Regions from separate parts of the Homo sapiens genome. Here region 2 is linked to region 1. A link is an interaction called in ENCODE POLR2A ChIA-PET data of the cell type or tissue named here. Cell type or tissue: GM12878. All regions are shown on one strand. Each heading gives the region's core, and the rest is flanking DNA. Links, peaks and the distances in the headings are about the cores only.

Region 1 (2,805 bases), core at 288-2,787:
CTGAGCTGGCCTCTGTGAGCCTGGGTGAGGTGCTCTGCCCGGAGAACGAGCCCTGGGTCCCTTCCTGTTGAGACTCCCCCACTTCCCCAGGCCTGTACCTGACTGAGTGCTGGGAAAAAGGGGAGTGGGTTGATCTAAGCTGCATCCTCTCTCCTCTGCTAAGCACCCCGCTGGGGCTGGTGGGAATGCTTGCATGTCCCAGACCCTCACCCCTGTGGTACCTGTATTGCTGACATCTTCTCAGGAGCTCTGGCGTCCCCGAGTCACAGTAAAGCCAACCTGTCACTTGGTACCATTAGAGCTGTGGGGAAGAGCATGAAGACTGAGGAGGGGTGTGAAGAAATGCCCCCCAACTGCTGAGATCTGGCTCCTCACTGGGCATGAACAGGTGCCAAGAGTGTCCTGCGCTGGGATTTGACACATGGGCCATTCTCTCCAGTCCTGGCAGGCTGACGGTACTGGGTAGAGGAGCATGAGGGCTGAGGACCCCCAGGGGCAGAGGGAGCCACCAACCCTAAGGCCACAGGGGGCCTTCCAGGACTGATAGAAAGGAGCAAAGGGGGCTAGTGGGACAATGGACACCTGACCGTCAGCCCCAGGCCTGGTTCCAGCTACTGTTCTGTGGGGAAAGGGGCCCCGGAGCAGCTCTGAGAAGGGGCTATGTGATCTGAGAAAGTCCCTTATGCTCTGTGGGTCCTTGGGTCCTTCACCTGCAAAATCCCGCCCAGGTAGCATCTCTAAACATATACCAACCCCACTTCTAGGTACACACCGAGAGGACACAGGACATGTGTCTGCCTAGACAGGCACAGGAGGGCTACAAGTGGCATGCTTTGTAATAAACCTCAAACTGGGAGCTGCCCAGATGCCGATCCAGAGGAAAATGGATAAACAGTGGCATATTCACAAAAGGGACTACGTACAGCAGTAAACACCAACCATTAAATAAACTCCAACACAAACTCCAACCATTAAATAACACTGATGAATTTCTTTTCTTTTCTTTTTTTGAGATGGAGTCTGGCTCTGTCACCCAGGCTGGAGTGCAGTAGCACAATCTCGGCTCATTGCAACCTCCACCTCCTGAGTAGCTGGGATTACAGGCATGCACCACCACAACCAGCTAATTTTTGTATTTTCAGTAGAGATGGGGTTTCACCATGTTGGCCAGGCTGGTCTCGAACTCCTGACCTCAGGTGATCCACCCACCTCGGCCTCCCAAAATGCTGGGATTACAGGTGCCAGTCACCGTGCCTGGCCAATCCCGATAAATTTCAAAACATAATGATGGCTAGGCACAGTGGCTCACACCTGTAATCTCAGCACTTTGGGAAGCTGAGGCAGACAGATGGCTTAAACCCAGGAGGAGTTCAAGACCAGTCTCGGCAACATGGCGAAACCCGGTCTCTACTAAAGATACAAAAATTAGCCGGGGGTGGTACTGCGTGCTTGTACTCCCAGCTACTCAGGAGGCTGAGGTGGGAGGATCGCTTGAGCCTGGGGAGGTCAAGGCTACAGTGAGCCAAGGTCACACCACTGCACTCCAGCCTGGGCGACAGAGTGAGACCCTGCCTCTAAATGAATGAATAAATAAATAAATAAATAAAATGTTAACCAAGAAGCCAGACACAGGAAAGTACATATTATGTAATTCCATTTGAATAAAGTTCAAAATCTGGCCAAACTAATCCATGCTGTCAGGATAGCTGCTCTTGGGACAGGGAGACTGGAAGGAATGCAAGGGGACCTCTGGGGTTGGTTTTCAGACTGTCTGAGCCCAATCATGAAGTGGGTCCACTCTGTGACAATTCACTGAGCTGTACCATTGCGATCGGCACACTTTTTGGTGTATAGTGCACACTTGAACAACTCGGGTCTGAACTGCGCAGGTCCAGTTACACATGGATTTTTTCTTTTTCTTTTCTTTTTTTTTTTTTTTTGAGAAAGGGTCTCACTCTGTTGCCCAGGCAGGAGTGCAGTGACGTGATCATAGCTCACAGCAGCCTCAAACCCCTGGGTTCAGCCAATCCTCCTGCCTCAGCCTCCTAAGTAGCGATTACCACAGGCATGCGCCACCACACGTGGCTGGATGTTTTTCAGTAAGTTACACTGAGTGTGCCTGCCTTTTCTGCCTTCCTTTCCACCTCCTCCGCCTCCACCTCTGCCACCTCTGTGACGGCAAGACCAACTCTTCCTCTTCCTCCTCAGCCTACTCAATGTGAAGGATGAAGACCTTCATAATGATCCCCTTCGACTTAAAGAATAGTAGATATATTTCCTCTTCCTTATGATTTTCTTTCTTTTTTTTTTTGAGACAGCAAGACTCTGTCGCCCAGGCTGGAACGCAGTGGTGGGGTGACTCACGGCTTACTGCAACTACCTCCGCCTCCCAGGTTCAAGTGATTCTCATGCCTTGACCACCTGAGTAGCTGGGATCATAGGCGTGCGCCAACACAGCAGACCAATTTTTGTATTTTTAGTAGATACAGGGTTTCACCATATTGGCCATGCTGGTCTTGAACTCCTGGCCTCAAGTGATCCGCCTGCCCCAGCCTCCCAATGTGCTGAGATTACAGGTGTGAGCCACTGCACCCGGCCATATGATTTTCTTATTTTATTTTCACTAGCTTACTTTATTGTAAGAATACAGTATATAATATATATAACAAACAAAATGAGTGTCAATCAACTTTATCTACAAGGCTTTCTGACAACAATAGGCTATTAGTAGTTAAGTTTTTGAGGAGTCAAAAGTTAATATATGATTTTTTGACTGCAGGGAGGAGGTTGATGCCCTCAACCCCT
Region 2 (2,805 bases), core at 263-2,762, 58 kb after region 1:
ATGACAAAGCATCCTCACCTCTCCATTAAAACAAGTCCTTCAACACTTGGTACCAGGCCCACCTCCTCCAGGCCCTACTCTGGTCAGAGCCTCCTTCCTTGGGCATGTCTCTCTCCTGGTATGACACCAAGATGCCATATTGCTTTGGTTTTACTCTCCCTCTCCAGCTTGTGAACAACTGAGGCACGCTATGTTTTATTCATTTGATTTTTTTTTTTTGGAGAGTCTTGCTCTGTTGCCCAGGCTGGCGTATAGTGGCACCATCATGGCTCACTGCAGCCTCGACCTCCCGGGCTCAAGCAATCCTCCCCTTCAGTCTCTTGCATAGCTGGGACCACAGGCACACACCACCATGCCTGGCTAATTTTAAAAAATTCTTGTAGATCCAGGGTCTCATCATGTTGCCCAGGCTAGTCTTAAACTCCTGGGCTCAAGCAATCCTCCTGCCTAAGCCTCCCAAATTGCTGGGATCATAGTCGTGAGCCACCACACCCGGCTTCATTTGATTTCTAGTACAGTGCCTGCTGCATAGTGGGTGCTCAACCATATTCTTTGAGCGTAAGTTGTGCAGCCATCCGCTGTTCTAGGAGGAAACTTACAGCAGTAAGGCAGTTCCTGCCTTCAGGGAGGAGACCGCCAATATGCAGGCAAACAGATGAAAAAGATAATTGCAGGCCCGGGTAGTGCTGAAAATCCTTTGTCCTCTAGATCACTCTGCGAGTCTCTGTGTTCTGGGAGGATGACCTCTGCATATTGTCCATGGGCTCCCCGCCCACTGGCTTCTTGTTGGGTTCAGCCAATGGAAGGCACTGGCATAAGATGGGCGGGTAGGAGAAGAATGAGTTTGGGGTTGTTCCCCTCCAGACCCTGTCTGTGAAGACACCTGCTAGGCAGCTCTCCTCTCCTTATAGTGTCTCTCTGGGTTCCTGCCCCTTGCTCCTTCAGGCCCAAGGTGGTGAGGGCTCCCCTCCGTTACTAGTCCATTGGTACTACACTATCCTGGGTTAGTTTCTCTATGCTCTGCCTGCACTTTTGTAAATAGCCCCCTTATTGAATTCTTCTAATAATCCAGTTTGAGTGGATCCTCTGTTTATTACCAGGATCCTGAAAAATGCAGGATCTTTCTGCATTTTTGCACTGCTAATCTTTGAATGCAGCTTCCCCCCACGCTGGCTCCCTTGTGGTCACAAGATGGCTGCGGTAGCTCTGGCCATCACATCATCCACACCTGACAAAGGCCAGAGAGACTAGAGTGTATCTCTTGCCACTTATCCCCCTTTCAGAAAAACTCCCCACACCTTGCAATTATTTAATTTAATTTATTTTATTATTATTATTATTATTATTTTTGAGATGGAGTCTCACTCTGTCGCCCAGGCTGGAGTGCAGTGGCGCGATCTCGGCTCACTGCAAGCTCTGCCTCCTGGGTTCATGCCATTCTCCTGCCTCAGCCTCCCAAGTAGCTGGGACTACAGATGCCTGCCACCATGCCCGGCTAATTTTTTTGTATTTTTAGTAGAGACAGGGTTTCACTGTGTTAGCCAGGATGGTCTTGATCTCCTGACCTCGTGATCTGCCCGCCTCAGCCTCCCAAAGTGCTGGGACTACAGGCGTGAGCAATAGCACCCAGCCTATTATTATTATTATTTTTTGAAGATGAAGTCTCACTGTCACCCAGGCTGGAGTGCAGTAGTACGATCTTGGCTCACTGTAACCTCTGCCTCCTGGGTTCAAGTGACTCTCATGTCTCAGCTTCCCAAGTAGCTGGGATTACAGGTGCATGCCACCACTCCTGGTTAACTTTTGTCTTTTTAGTAGAGACAAGGTTTCACTATGTTGGCCAGGCTGGTCTTGACCTCCTGACCTCAAGTGATAACCCCACCTGGGCCTCCCAAAGTGCTGGGATTACAGGCGTGAGCCACCGTGTCCAGCCTAATTTTAATTTTTAATTTTTGTGGGTACATAGTAGGTGTATATGTTTATGGGGCACATTAAATATTTTGATACAGGCATACAATGTGTAATAACCACATCGGGTTAAATGAGGTATCCATCATCTCAAACATTTATCCTTCCTTTGTGTTACAGACATCTATTCTTTCAGTTATTTAATAATGTACAATAAATTTTCATTGACTAATATGGTTTGGCTGTGTCCCCACTTAAATCTCATCTTGAATTCCCACATGCTGTGGGAGGGACCCAGTGGGAGGTAATTGAATCATGGGGGCAGGTGTTTCCTGTGCTGTTCTCGTGATAGTGAATAAGTCTCATGAGATCTGGTGGTTTTAAAAAGGGGAATTTCCCTGCACAAGCTGTCTTCTCTTGTCTGCCACCATGTGAGATGTGCCTTTCATCTTCTGCCATGATTGTGAGGCCTCCCCACCCACGCGGAACTGTAAGTCCATTAAACCTCTTTCTTTTGTAAATTGCCCAGTCTCGGCTATGTCTTTATCAACAGTGAAAACGGACTAATACATTGACTGTAGCCATCTTGTTGTGCCATCAAATACTAGATCTTATTCATTCTTTCTAACTATATTTTGTACCCATTAATCATCCCTACTCCCTCCCTGCTCCCACTACCCTTCCCAGCCTCTAGTAACCATCATTCTCCTATCTCCATGAGTTCAACTGTTTTAATTTTCAGCTCTCAAATAAGTGAGAACATGTGAAGTTTGTCTCCCCGTGCCTGGCTTATTTGACTCAACATAATGACCTCCAGTTCCATCCGTGTTGCTGCAAATGACAGGATCTCATTGGTTTTTTTTTTTTTTTTTTGAGACGGAGTCTCGCTCTGTCGCC

What was found. ChIA-PET counts read pairs that join two places held together with the same protein. Peaks named below come from ENCODE experiments on the same cell type or tissue, not always from the same donor. Only the 100,000 strongest peaks of a DNase experiment are listed, where the experiment ranks them.
Region 2: POLR2A ChIA-PET joins it to region 1 with 6 read pairs; 5 of 35 experiments call an interaction of 5 or more read pairs at or near these places.

What each region holds. Positions count from the first base shown.
Region 1 is chr15:74,795,729-74,798,533 of GRCh38, reverse strand. It overlaps CSK (C-terminal Src kinase), which reads right to left. Exons shown (of 13, transcript NM_004383.3): 2 at 222-301. The coding sequence starts at 236. Among named protein-coding and RNA genes, the nearest start is that of MIR4513, 8.4 kb to the right of the region's middle. RefSeq lists enhancers at 1-179, 1-407, 373-422. In GM12878, for the core only: no CTCF peak of the experiment used is centred there; no DNase peak of the experiment used is centred there; H3K27ac peaks cover 503 bases.
Region 2 is chr15:74,737,980-74,740,784 of GRCh38, reverse strand. No RefSeq gene overlaps it. Among named protein-coding and RNA genes, the nearest start is that of CYP1A2, 9.5 kb to the left of the region's middle. In GM12878, for the core only: no CTCF peak of the experiment used is centred there; no DNase peak of the experiment used is centred there.